Linked DNA regions of Homo sapiens: region 1 is linked to region 2. The links are chromatin loops, found by intact Hi-C in ENCODE. Cell type or tissue: dorsolateral prefrontal cortex. All regions are shown on one strand. Links, peaks and the distances in the headings refer to the core of each region. The heading gives the core; the rest is flanking DNA.

Evidence for each region. A loop is a pair of places that touch in the nucleus more often than their neighbours do. Peaks named below come from ENCODE experiments on the same cell type or tissue, not always from the same donor. Only the 100,000 strongest peaks of a DNase experiment are listed, where the experiment ranks them.
Region 1: it touches region 2 in a loop (2.5-fold over the local background); 20 of 110 quality-filtered maps call a loop at or near these places.

What each region holds. Positions count from the first base shown.
Region 1 is chr6:125,520,990-125,528,526 of GRCh38, reverse strand. No RefSeq gene overlaps it. Among named protein-coding and RNA genes, the nearest start is that of LINC02523, 150 kb to the left of the region's middle. RefSeq lists an enhancer at 1-448. In dorsolateral prefrontal cortex, for the core only: no CTCF peak of the experiment used is centred there; no DNase peak of the experiment used is centred there; H3K27ac peaks cover 278 bases.
Region 2 is chr6:125,766,358-125,773,894 of GRCh38, reverse strand. No RefSeq gene overlaps it. Among named protein-coding and RNA genes, the nearest start is that of TRE-CTC1-7, 10 kb to the left of the region's middle. RefSeq lists an enhancer at 2,164-3,086. In dorsolateral prefrontal cortex, for the core only: CTCF peaks have their summits at 3,701 and 3,905 (motif pointing right); a DNase peak (open chromatin) is centred at 3,888.

The DNA.
Region 1 (7,537 bases), core at 1,240-5,239, 240 kb after region 2:
ACATTTGTTCTGTACCCAGTAAATTCAGGGCACTGTGTTGGACACAGTAGGGGATGCAATGGTAAATAATACATGTACTGTTCTAGCCTAGTATGGTGAATCTGAAGCATGAGAAGGTTATTTGGGATGTCACAAATTACAGGGTGGGATGGCAAGAGGCAAGAAACCTTTTTTTAGGATATATACATTCTCCTCACTCTAGAATCAGATACTCTGCCCCACTCCCCCTCTTTCGATCTTGCCATGTGTACCCTGCAATTGAGAATTACTATGAACAAGCAATGCTTTGGACTTGTGAACTAGGTAGAGGCAGATTAAGAAAAACAAAGAAAACTTCTGCTTGGTCTAATCGAAAAGCTAAGGCTCATAAAAAAAAAGCAAATAAAAACAAACGACCAAAGCCTACAGATACATAGTAGAGAGGGGTAATTCCACAGGGGAGAAGGAGATCATGATGGTGACAGTGGAGAGGAGAGACCCCTTCCAGCCAGGGTGAAGCTGGTGATGGTGATGTCAGACAAGAAGACTTTAATGGAAGGCATGATTCCTAGAGGAGGTCTTGAGGGAGGCATGAAGTGAAATTTAGATACATGGTGATGGGCAAGCAGTGCTGGGAAGAATGGGAAGGGTAGAAAGAGCATTTTGGGGCAAATAGAATATCATAAATAGAGTACAGTGGCAGAGATGAACACACCTGGTAGAAAATAGCTCAGTTTGACTGAGAATATATATGCTTACTCCAAGAACCAGAAGGATGAAAAGTAAAGTGGAGCCATATGCTAGAGGACTTTGAATACAGACTAAGGATTTTAATCCTGTAATCAGACCACAGTGGCCTTCACCAATCACTGACCAACTCTGGGTTGTCCTGTAGCCTGAAGGAAATCCCCAGGTCCTCTGCTTTAATGTCTTGTCTCTGAACCACACAAAAAATTTGGGTGCCACATACCATAAAAATTCAATAAATGGCTTAAGTGCTTCTGAAAACTCTAGGCAAAGGCCTCTTATCATTCACTTATCAATTTGTAAAATAAATATCTCATAAGGGCAGACTATTTGCCAGGTACTGTGCCAGGTATTAGAGGATACAACATTGAACACCAAAAAAATGCAAAGTCCTGACCCCAAGGAGCTGACATACTAATGGGGGAGAAGCAGCCAAAATACAAACATTGCAAGTCAGGGCTACGAGGAAGAACAATGCAGAATAACTAAATAGAGAGAGATGGTGTTGCTGGGTTAGTTTACATAGAGGGGTTAGGGGAGGCCTTTGTGATAACTGAGTGATATTTGGGCAGCAACATGACTGAGTGAGGGAAGAGTATTCCAGGTAGAGGAAACTATCTTGGGGGAATGTGGTCCATTCTATCATGAATGTGAGGAGGAGGGATGATACCAAGTCCACTTATGATGGGCAGAGAAAAGAAAGAATGAGGGGATGAGCAGGGCAAAGTCGGTGTAGTACACTTGACCAGGAAACAATCCCATGCTGCCCTCCAGAGCTTTGACACTTGGTGACCATTTCTGGGTGACCATTTGCCTTATGTAGCCTTCTTAAGATGGTAGCAGGCAAAATTTATCAAAAATATATCCATAGATTTTGATTTTAGTGAGTGATCTTGGATTAGGAAAATGTTGTGGTTTAGAATTCTTCTACAACCCTGAATAAGGTTTTGGAAGGGACTATAAAATTTTAAAAAGCCGTTGGATGGTTAGAGTTGGGGAAGGCCTTCCTCTAAGTCAGTTCCTTGTTAATCCAGAAAAGGTTTCTTCTTTGAGGTGAAGGAGAATAGTATCTCTCTTGCCAGCTGCCAGCCAATGGTTCACTAGTAACAATTTGCTAATGCCAAACAGTATCTAGCTCTCATTAGGATGTGTTTGGGTAGAGTAAAGAATGAGTATTAAGTGTGTATGGTGGTCACTGTGTACTGTTGGACTATTTTTTGTTTGAGTTTGGTTTACTGTAATGACTTGTGGGCTCAGGTTGTGTTTATATAGTACTGTAACAAACAAATTGAAAAGTGAGAAATTCAACTAACTAGCTGACTGTGTAACCTTCATGTCATACCAGTGCTTTTTATTTCCTAACTCAATCAGAATGAGTAAGTATTTTGGTGGGTAGTAGGCACAGATTTGTGTAAGTGTTCCATCTGGTGTATGTTATTTTTGTTACCATTTAATTTCTTGAAGATCTATTTTATAAGATGATATCAGTTTGCGTACTTGCACAGGGCTTGGTAGAGTTGCTCTTAATGTCAATATTTACTTTTACCAAAACTCAAAAGTCCAACCTAGAGTGGAGCCCTGGGCTCTGCAGCAGCTAGGTTCATTTACAATATAATTTGTCCCTTCTCCCAGGGGTGGAATTGCTGATGTAGCAGCTTTGGTGTTAACCATTTATGTTTATCACAGTATTGGGAAGAAAGGTATGCACTATGTTCCTGTAAAGGTAGAACCAATTTCTGGCTTCTCTTCTTCTTAAGAGAATGGTTTTTTTTTTATTTGAAAATATATACATCACATCTGCTCATGTGAGATGCAGATGGCTAAGTGATTCCATTATGTGTGGCGTCTCATACATCTCAACCAATTAGAAAGGGCTATAGAGAATTACATGGAATTAATCCTACCCAGAAGGTCTAGGGACAGTCTCAACTAGTCAAACTCTAGTTACTTGGTTTACAACATCTCAAGAGCCCCTTGATGAGATTAAATCTGGGTGTCTCTGGGCAGTTTGTCTATTTTCCTTGTGAACTCTTTGTGTGTGTGTGTGTGTGTGTGTGTGTGTGTGTCTGTCTGTCTGTCTACAACTGTATCAGAGTTTGTCAGGAGTTGATGTTAAGCTCTCACATTCATTTTAGTTCATCTACCAAGCCATATGAGCCCCTTTGAAAATGACCACTTCTTTTACATGTATAAAAACCATGTCATTTAGTTGACTTTTCTTGACTCAAGTGTTTGTTTTGAAATTTCATTTTATACAGGAAATAGACATAATCACCAATAAATGTAACTTTAATAACTTAGACCCTGGGAGCTTTTCCTGGTTGGCAAAAAATTCCCTACATGTTGCAAATCCTTCTTATGGGATATCCTATTTTTTATCTAGAGTTGAAAGTCAGGATTAATCCAAATGATTAAGAAAATCTTTCTAAAAGATACCCTGCATCCTCTTCAAAATTAAACTCTAGTTGGAAGTTTCCTTACTTTTCTTACTACAATGACAGTGTAAATAGTTAAAGTAGATCAGAGTGTTTTTGGAGTTTTCCATAGGTATTTCTAAACGTTAAAGACAGTAGGATTCTTTCCAGTTATTACACCACAAAAAGTGACATTAGAATATAACTTTGAGCAAACGAATTATTAATAACCAATATTAATTTGAAAATATAGTCAACATACCAAAGAAGCTGCAGAAGTATATAAAGAAAAGCTATAATTCTTTCATTTAAGTCACCCATTCAAAAAGCGCCCATGTTATATATACTGCATATATGTGCTTGAGCGAACACACAAAGAGTTCATTTGCTCTGTAGATTCTAAAAGGAAGAATCTTCTGCAGATAGCATTTCTGAAGGTTTCTCACCCTTCCCTTTGCTTTCTAAGGCATTGGAACAATGTGGATCCTTCCCAGACAGTCAGGCTTACTATAAAAAGTAACACCAATCATGGGAATTATAAAAGGAGAAGGGATATGCCATAAACAAGGATAAACATCTTTTTTAATGCAAAGCTGTCAGATCCACTTAAGCAGAGACCTGTTCCTTGTCCCCACAGTGGCCCCTCTTTCCTGTCCAGGGACCAACGAAGCCAGCCTTTCCTCCTAAGTTGCCCATGGTGAGAGGCTTAGATAAGGCACAAAGTTGCCCTCAATAGACTTAAAACCCCCATCTCTGGGACAAAGTGGGAAAGCTCTACTTTTGTTACCACTCTATCGAGGAGAAAAAAAAAAAAACAGGGAAAACATCCACTGTACAAAGCCTACATTGTGTGCTGAAAAACCCTGATCCTTGACTATTGTCTCCAGCATTATTTATGCAACAGAGATGATTTTTCAGAGGTTCAGTAAAATTATCAGCAGGGACATTTTAACACTCTATGTTTATTTGTTTAGTACAGTCTCCATTTTCTAGGAGAAAGAGAGCTAAAATATTTAAGCAACTCTTAAAAGTTATAGAGGGAAGAATAATTGTTCATTTCTCAATAGGAAAGCCCTTTTACTGTGAAATCCTCAGATATGATAGGCAATGTAGTTTATTCCAAGCCTTCAGAAATTGATTCTATACACACGATGTGTAGAAATGGTTTCTATTTACACTGTTAATTATATGGTATGTATAGTGTATATACTGCATATTATCATTTCAATCCTCTTTTATGTGAACTAGCCATGATAGCTGTTTCTGACCAACTCCAAAATTCAACTAGGCTTTAAATTATATATAATGCTTTTAGCTCATCAGGGAGATGAGAAACTGGGGAGATGGGGAGGGAGAGGTGGAGAGTACCAAGGGCAGAGAGATGAGGGAGGGGCAGCATGTCCTATGGGGCCCCATGCCCAGGTTCTAAATTACAAGTCCACACTTTACTCATTAATAGACTCTAGTAAGTATTATTCTGCCTTGATTTTTATAAGCTACAATATTGGGATAATGATACTTTCCTTACAGACCTCCAGTTACACATGTAAATACCTCCATTGTAAAATGGTCATGAAAAATAAGCTTAATGGTAGTTAAGTACCAAAGGTAGATAGCAGCCCAGAATGACTTAGTTTTCTGTTTTACCTCCCCTTGAGAGGCTAAAAGAGTCTTGAGAAACCTTTGCTAGATGATGCCCATGAATTTTCAAACTAGAATATACTATCCATTCAACAGATATTCATTACTTATTTTATGTCAGGCACTATGCCAGACACTAGAGGAATTCTGCAAAGTGCTTCAGGGATCCTCAAATGTTTGGTTTGAATTTTATTCTAGACATAAACTTCAACTATTTTGTAAAAAAGAATAGAAGTGGCATGTGTGTTCAGGGTACTATATATTAAATTTTAACTCTTTAATATCACTCCTACTTTATCTTGTACTCTCAGGTTTACTCATTTTGTATAAACTCAAAATACATTTCTTCTGCCTTCAGTGGAAATACTTTTACTTCTCCTAAATGTATCATTAATTAGAAATGTAATGGTGCCTAAATGTTCATTTAAAAATTTAAGACTTGCGGGTGTGGTTGCAGGGAAAAAGGAACTCTTATACACTGTCGGTGGGAGTGTAAATTAGTTCAACCATTGTGGAAGACAGTGTAGCGATTCCTCAAAGACCTAAAAACAGAAATACCATTGGACCCAGTAATCTCATTAGTGGATATATACCCAAAGGAATATAAACTATTCTGTTACAAAGACATATGCATGTGTATGCTCATTGCAGCACTATTCACAATAGCAAAGACATGGAATCAACCTAAATGCCTGTCGGTGGTAGACTGGATAAAGAAAATGTGGTACACCACATGCATATACACCATGGAAGACTATGCAGCCATAAAAAGAAATGAGATCATGTCCTTTGCAGGAACATGGATGGAGCTGGGGTTAGTTTGCTTTAGCAAACTAAGGAACAGAAAACCAAATACTGCAAGTTCTTACTTATAAGTGGGGGCTTAATGATGAAAACACATGGACACGTAGAAGCAGCAACACACTCTAAGGCCTTTTGGAGGGTGGAGGGTGGGAGGAGGGAGAGGATCAGGAGAAATAACTAATGGGAACTAGGCTTAGTACCTGGTGATGAAATAATCTGCACAACAAATTCTCATGACATAAATTTACCTATATAACAAACCTGCACATGTACTCCCGAACTTTAAAGAAAGCTTAAATTAAAAAAACAAAAAGAAAATTTAAAAAAAAAGGAAAAGAAAAAAAATCAGGACTGCTCACGTCTACTTGGGTATAACTATATAAATCTTACACTGACAATTGCACTCCATTAAATGCCAAGTCAAGTGCAAGGATCTATTCAGAACAAATTCTGTTTCCAGCATAACGGCACAGTAGTGCAAATATAAATGACAAGTTACCTCATTCAATATAGTTTGGAATACTTACTGTAAATTTTGAATGCTTCTCTTCCAATCTCTATATTTATGAGAAAGGAGCAATTTTTACATATTATTGATGATCCAATTTTTGAATAGAAATGTTCCTATTTGCTCTTTTGAGGACATCCATTTAATTGAAGGCTATGTTGAAATTGCAAGGGATGGGAACGTTGTTCAGAAGTTCCACTATTTGTAAAGACTTTACATGGTTGATTCAGGATTTTTCTCAATACTGTATAACCTAAACTAATTAAGGCCAAAAATGAAATATCGAGGCTGATTTCAAATTATTTTCTAAAACAAAATACTAGTTGTATTCAACAACTGATTTTATAAGCCAATGTTATAAATGAATTATATAGAGGAAATACACTAATAAATACTAATTTTGTCTGTTTATATTCTGGGGCATAAAGTGCTGTCAAACAAGTTTGGAAACCATGGCCGTAGGTATCACTTTCTCCAAAAGAAAGGTCGTGGTGGTCGGGCGCGGTGGCTCACGCCTGTAATCCCAGCACTTAGGGAAGCCGAGGAGGGCGGATCACCTGAGGTCAGGAGTTTGAGACAAGTCTGACCACATGGCGAAACCCTGTCTCTACTAAAAATACAAAAATTAGCCGGGCATGGTAGCGTGTGCCTGTAGTCTCAGCTACTCAGGAGGCTGAGGCAGGAGAATTGCTTGAACCTGGGAGGTGAAGGTTGCAGTGAACCGAGATCGTGCCAATGCACTCCAGCCTGGGCGACAGAGTGAGACTCCATCTCAATAAAAAAAAAGAAAAAAGAAAAGTCGTGGTGAAGAGAGGAGCCAAAGTGCTACAGAAGCTGTTTAAGACAATGATGTTTTCCCATAAAATGGAAACTTTAACCTTAAACATGTAGTTTGTATAGTAACACAGACAAAAATGTTCTATGGCACTACTGGATGTTGTATAGAATTGCAAGCGAAATTGTCTCTAGATAAGATCCCTTTTGTAAAAAAGCATTATTAAATATTCACGCACCTCCCCACCTCCAAACCATGAGTATGTCTGGACGAAGTTCATATGGGCTTCTCTGGCTCTGTGAACCTTATTTTCTTCTTTAATTAAAATGACAATTTATTCTTAATATTTTTTTAAATCACAATAAAAATAACCTGGATGTTCAGAAATGAAAGCACCAGCTTTATAAATATTCCTATGGGAACATTTCCTTGCTGTGGTCAATGTTTAGAGTGAAAGACATTCTCAGTATCCATCATTGTTCTACTGACACCAAGGAGTAAATACTACTTCCTGTTCCCAGATCTTACACATTGAAAGGGAGGGAAGAAGAAATAGGGAGCAACTGCCAGCCACTGAGGCTGATGATGAAGTTTAGATGAAGGTTATGTAATTGTCCCCAAAATGTTTTGTTGGTGAATTTCCCTTAGATGATGAAGTTTGGATGGAGG
Region 2 (7,537 bases), core at 2,295-6,294:
CTGGAACTTTTCAGAAGAAACAAGGGTGACCAATAAATCTTTGAAAACAGAATCAACCTCTTTTCATGATCAGGGAAATGCAAACTAAAACAAAAGAGATACTGTTTACACTCATCAAAGAGGCAAAATGGAAAAATCTGGCAATATCAACTGTTGCCAAGAATATAGAACAATGAAAAGTCTCATACACTAATGGTGGGAGTATAAATTGGCATAATAAAATAAACTGGAAAACATTTGATATTATCTAAATTTGGAGATTCCCACACCCAGCAATTCAACCTCTGGGAAATCCCCGCATGTGTGCGCCAGATGTGTACAAGAATGTTCACAGCAGCACCATTCATAATACACCCAAATTGGAAGCAAGCTGACTGTCTATCAAGAGTAGAGTGGGTAAATATGTTGTGGTATAGTCATACAATGAAATACTACAGAGTAGTAAAAAAAAAAAAAATGGATTGCATCTCCACTTATCAACATGATGAATTCCAGGAAAATAATGTTTAACTTAATAAGCAAGTCAAATAGAGTATAATCCCATATTATATGAAGTTTTAAAATGCTAAATTAAAAATATTGTTCATTGATAGACATATAGATGGTAAACCATAAATAAAAATAAAATAGTGGGGAATGGGGAATGGAGAAGATGGAGAAAAGAAAAAGTACACAAAGGGCTTTCAAAGTACTAGTGGTGCTAAGTGCTAAGCTGGGTGGTGGGTACAAAGGTATTGATTCTCATTTGATTATTTATACCTTTACCTATTATATAACACAGCATTATATAAATGTTATGCTATTCCATATATAATATATTATATATGCATATATAATATGAGTTATATATGCTATATTTATATATGCTATATGTTATACATATGCTATATATTATATATGCTATATGTTATACATATGCTATATATTATATATGCTATATATTATGCTATTCTATATATTCTATATAATATATAATTATATATTATATAATATGATATAGAATATATTCTATTATATATATATAATATAGAATATATATATAATATAGAATATATTCTAATAGAATATATTCTATATTACATATAATAGAATATATTCTATATATATAGAATATATTCTATATTACATATAATAGAATATATTCTATATATATAGAATATATTCTATATTACATATAATAGAATATATTCTATATTATATATATAGAATATATTCTATATTACATATAATAGAATATATTCTATATTACATATAATAGAATATATTCTATATTATATATATAGAATATATTCTATATTACATATAATAGAATATATTCTATATTACATATAATAGAATATATTCTATATTATATATAGAATAATATATAGAATAGCATAACATATATAATAGAATAATATATAGGATATGTTCTATATCATATATAGAATAATATAGAATAGCATAACATATATTATATATAGAATAATATATAGAATAGCATAGCATATATATAGCATTATATATGTAGACAGAAATGTAGAGCTGTCATTCATATAAGAATAGCATCGCCTGGCGCAGTGGCTCACGCCTGTAATCCCAGCACTTTGGGAGGCCGAGGCGGGCAGATCACGAGGTCAGGAGATTGAGACCATCCTGGCTAACACGGTGAAACCCCGTCTCTACTAAAAATACAAAAAAACTAGCCGGGCGAGGTGGCGGGTACCTGTAGTCCCAGCTGCTCGGGAGGCTGAGGCTGGAGAATGGGGTGAACCCGGTGGGTGAAGCCTGCAGTGAGCAGAGATCGCGCCACTGCACTCCAGGCTGGGCGACAGCAAGAACTCCGTCTCAAAAAAAAAAAAAAAAAAAAGAATAGCAGTATGATGGGCTCAGCCTGCATATAATTCTTTTCAAGTGAAGTCCTAGAAGTCTACTTCTTGGTTTAATTGATAAATACATATTATATATTTATATATTATATATATAATAGCATAACATATATAATGCTATGTTATATATTATATATAATGTTATAATACGCTATTCTATATATTATATATTATATAGAGAGAATAGCATATATATAATGCTGTTCTATATTAATTCAATATTGAATTAAAATGAAAAATAAAAATAAATGATAGGTAATGTTTGGGCCAACTCTTTGGGATTACGGCATGGAAGCGATAGTTAAGCAAAATTCCACTCCCCTCTATTGCCATAGTTTATAATGGTGCTTTTCCTTTTTTTTTTTTTTTTTTGTTGTTGTTTTTTATTGATCATTCTTGGGTGTTTCTCGCAGAAGGGGATTTGGCAGGGTCATAGGACAATAGTGGAGGGAAGGTCAGCAGATAAACATGTGAACAAAGGTCTCTGGTTTTCCTAGGCAGAGGACCCTGCGGCCTTCCGCGGTGTTTGTGTCCCTGGGTACTTGAGATTAGGGAGTGGTGATGACTCTTAACGAGCATGCTGCCTTCAAGCATCTGTTTAACAAAGCACATCTTGCACCGCCCTTAATCCATTTAACCCTGAGTGGACACAGCACATGTTTCAGAGAGCACAGGGTTGGGGGCAAGGTCATAGATCAACAGCATCCCAAGGCAGAAGAATCTTTCTTAGTACAGAACAAAATGGAGTCTCCTATGTCTACTTCTTTCTACACAGACACAGCAACAATCTGATTTCTCTATCTTTTCCCCACATTTCCCCCCTTTCTATTCCACAAAACCGCCATCGTCATCATGGCCCGTTCTCAATGAGCCGTTGGGTACACCTCCCAGACGGGGTGGCGGCCGGGCAGAGGGGCTCCTCACTTCCCAGCAGGGGCGGCCGGGCAGAGGCGCCCCCACCTCCCGGACGGGGCGGCTGGCCGGGCGGGGGCTGCCCCCCACCTCCCTCCCGGAGGGGGCGGCTGCCGGGCGGAGACGCTCCTCACTTCCCAGACGGGGTGGCTGCCGGGCGGAGGGGCTCCTCACTTCTCAGACGGGGCGGCTGCCGGGCGGAGGGGCTCCTCACTTCTCAGATGGGGCGGCCGGGCAGAGACGCTCCTCACCTCCCAGACAGGGTCGTGGCCGGGCAGAGGCGCTCCTCACATCCCAGACGGGGCGGCGGGGCAGAGGCTCTCCCCACATCTCAGACGATGGGCGGCTGGGCAGAGACGCTCCTCACTTCCTAGACGGGATGGCGGCCGGGAAGAGGTGCTCCTCATTTCCCAGACTGGGCAGCCGGGCAGAGGGGCTCCTCACATCCCAGACTATGGGCGGCCAGGCAGACGCTCCTTACTTCCCAGACGGGGTGGCGGCCGGGCAGAGACTGCAATCTCGGCACTTTGGGAGGCCAAGGCAGGCGGCTGGGAGGTGGAGGTTGTAGCTAGCCGAGATCACGCCACTGCACTCCAGCCTGGGCAACATTGAGCACTGAGTGAACGAGACTCTGTCTGCAATCCCGGTACCTCGGGAGGCCGAGGCTGGCAGATCACTCGCGGTTAGGAGCTGGAGACCAGCCTGGCCAACACAGCAAAACCCCGTCTCCACCAAAAAAATACGAAAACCAGTCAGGCGTGGCGGCGCGCGCCTGCAATCGCAGGCACTTGGCAGGCTGAGGCGGGAGAATCAGGCAGGGAGATTGCAGTGAGCCGAGATGGCAGCAGTACAGTCCAGCTTCGGCTCGGCATTTGAGGGAGACCGTGGAAAGAGAGGGAGAGGGAGACCGTGGGGAGAGGGAGACCATGGGGAGAGGGAGAGGGAGAGGGCTGCCACATGTTCTCATAAGTGGGAGCTGAATGATGAGAACACATGGACACATGGGGTTGAACAACACACACTCGCTTTTTCTGAAGTACAAAAGTTCCAGGTTGAACTTTCTGAAGTTGTTCTGAAAGCAGGTCGAAAATGGTAAATGTGAAAATAAACCACAAGGTGGCGTCCTAGTCTCATGTGTCTCATTCTGATTCTTTAATCAAGTAATCCCACTTTTGAAATGTTGAGGATTTTTTCCCTTTAGTTTCTTTCTTCTTGTCATCAATTGTGCTTTATTTTACTTGTATATGTATATGTATTGTGCTATCAGATTAAAGACTGGGGAAAGCCATTCAAATAAATTTAATGCAACAAGTATGCTGGTTCAGCATATGACGTTCATTCATTCCTTCCTCATTCCATCAGTCATGCATTCATGTATTCATTCATTTAACCAATGTCCAAAAATATTTGTTGAGCCTCTTTTCTGTGTCAGATAGACGCAGGGCAAGAGGTCCTGGAGACTCAATGATAAGCAGAAACATAGTCACTGTCATTTGCTTTGAGTGTGGTGGTGAAGATAGACAGTAATCATACAATCACAAATTTAAATTGTGACTGACAAAGCCTATGAGGAAGAAAGGAGAAATAGGTGGTTCATATAGTTCTACAGTGAGGTTTTGAACCAGTTGGAGATGTCAGAGGAGTGATCCATTTGTTGAGATCTGAAAGATAAAGATGAGTTGCCTAGGTAAGAAGGAGAGAAAGGAACATTCACACAGAAGGAACATGTGCAAGGCCTTGTAGCAGGAGGGAGCGAGGAGAATACCAGAGGCTGAAAGAAAGCCAGGAGGGCTGGATGGCAAGGCAGAGGTATCAGAGAGAGGTGAAGAGAGGCCTGGGAAGTAGGCAGTAGATGGATCTTGCATGGCCTCGTAGTGAGGTGAAGGATTTTGTCTTCACACTAAGAACATTAAGGAGCCACAGCAAGGAAGATGAAGTAGCAGCTCAAAACCCGTGCCCAGTCACGGGTGGTTCAGTAGTTTTATGAGTACTGTATATATGAAAGATCCTGCACTGAGTATTAGTGGCCCAACTCCGTTCACCTTTGTGTGATTTGCTTTTTGATAGTGAGGGACATCACTTGAAAACAGTAATGCAATTTTAATCTCATCTATGCTCACTATATTTTTTTCTTTTGAAGAAACATGACCCCATTGTATTTATTTTGAATCAGACTAAAAACCATTGCTTTTGAAGACAGGAAACATAAAGTGTGCTATCCTAACAAACAGATAGACCTATTTAGCTCATCCACAACAAAATAAAAACCCCTGGCACCTCGAATATACAAGATATAAAAGAAAATGTTGTTTGCTTTGTGGTCACTTCACCTCAGAAAGAATCAAGTACTAGAAATTAGGAGACCTGGATCATGTCACTGTGGGAAAGATGATCTAACGTGGCTATGCCTCCATTTTTCTCATCTGAGAAATGAAGCATAGTCTAGTTTATGTTCTTCTAACTCTGAAATTCTGCAAATCTGTGAATATATTCATAAAAATCAATATGTACATGTTATTCACTTAATGTAAAGAGAATGGATATTGGGGGACTACCTTGGTATATATTTGAATGAAAGTGTCTGAGTGGGAAAGCAGAAATTGTGTATAAGACCAAATGAGGCTAGGCGCGGTGGCTCATTCCTGTAATCCCAGCACTTTGGGAGGCTGAGGCAGGTTGATCACCTGAGATCAGGAGTTCAAGACCAGCCTGGCCAACATGGCAAAACTCTGTCTCTACTAAAAATACAAACAATTAGCCAGGCATGATGGTGGGTGCCTGTAATCCCCACTACTCAGGAGGCTGGGGCAGGAGAATTGCTTGAACCTGGGAGGTGGAGGTTGCAGTGAGCTGAGATCTCACCATTGGACTGCAGCCTGGGCTACAGAGCAAGACTCTGAATAAGAAAAAAAAAAAGACCAAATGAGACTTAATGTGGATATTAAAACATCTTTAATAAACTAAATTTGAATAAGCTGCACTATCATTTATTGATAATATACTATGTGTCAGGTCTTATGAACATTATCTCATGTAATCCTCAGAAAATCCTCAGAAAAAAAATTAGCCAGGTATGGTGGCCCACACCTATAGTCCCAGCTGCTAGGGAGGCTAAGGAGGGATGATTGCTTGAGCCTGGGAGGTCAGGACTGCAGTGAGCTGTGATCGTGTCACTGCATTCCAGCCTGGGTGACAGAGCAAGACCCTGTCTCAAAACAAAACAAAACTATCTTACTAATGATAAAAACAAAGCTTAGTAATTTGTCCAAAGTTCAGTAATTTGTCCAAAGTTGCATAGCCATTAAATCTCAAGATGCATCAGGTCTGTCTGATTTCAAAACCTGTTCCTTTAGTCTTTATACTTATTATACTTTTTGAAGAATTGAGATATTTTATAATGACTTATAAATATTGAATAGAGATAAATTCACTAGAATTATAAATATGGAGTTCAAGTTGTTTATAAGTGGTCTGATGAATAAGCACCAAGAATTTTAAGAAGCTCCCACATCTTAAACAAAATTGCTTAATAAACTTGATTTAAGTCATTAAACATGCATTTTCCTAGATATGGCTGTGAAGTTGCTGTATTATTAAGCAAACAACTTCCTTGTTAATGTCTTTACTGTATCAGTAGAAAATATACACTTACACAATTTTTTTTTTTTTTTTGAGATGGAGTCTCGCTTTGTTGCCCAGGCTGGAGTGCAGTGGCGTGATCTCGACTCACTGCATCCTCCACCTCCTGGGTTCAAGTGATTCTCCTGCCTCAACCTCCCAAGTAGCTGGGACTACAGGTGCCTGCCACCACGCCTGGCTAATTTTTGTACTTTTAGTAGAGATGGGGTTTCATTGTGTGAGCCAGGATGGTCTCAAACTCCTGACCTTGTGATCCGTCCACCTCGGCCTCCCTAAGTGCTGGGATTACAGGCATGAGCCACTGCGCCAGGCCGGAATTTTAACTCTTAAACTATACATTTAAGCATAACAAACAAATAACTTTCACCACTTCTCTCACTGTGTCATATCCTAAAGACAAACAATTTGTGAACTTTGTTTCTTCTTTTGTCCAAGCTCCTGATATCCAGAGCAAAGGGATTGTCTTGTCTGCTGCATCTTGGTGTTTGGAGAAGTGGCTAAATGCATTTATATCGAATTATTGTTCCTGTGTTGTTTTGTCTGTGGCTCCCACTCTTGGGAATCCTTGGGGTTTGAGGATCGCATCAAAAAAGTATCTCTGGTATGAGAAATGGTCAGTGTGGCCAGATAATTCATGGGTTGAGCACTGAGACTCGTTTCCCATGATCATCTTGGTCAGGAGGCACTTGGTGTTTTAAGCCTATTCTCTTGATGCAACACATATGCCTTAAATCTGTTTAATGATTTAGCAGTGATGGACTCATGAATATATTTCAGATGGGCCCAACAGCCTCTCAAGCTTCCTTCCAAGTATCAGTAAAAGACGTGTTACCACAGGCAAGGTTTTTCCCCTGAGCTTGGCCATACCCTCATCTCGCTTATCTGATGGTCACCAGCTTGCACAGGTCTTTTTGGTTTTTGTTTTTGAGATGGGACCTCCCTCTGTCACCCAGGCTGGAGCACAGTGGCATAATCATAGCTCATTGCAGCCTTGAACACCTGACTCAAATGATCCTCCTGCCTCAGCCTCCCATGTACTTGGAACTACAGGCACATGTGTGCTCGGCTTGCACGTGAGTTTTCATGAGTTACCACACCCAACCATTTGTACTATTTTA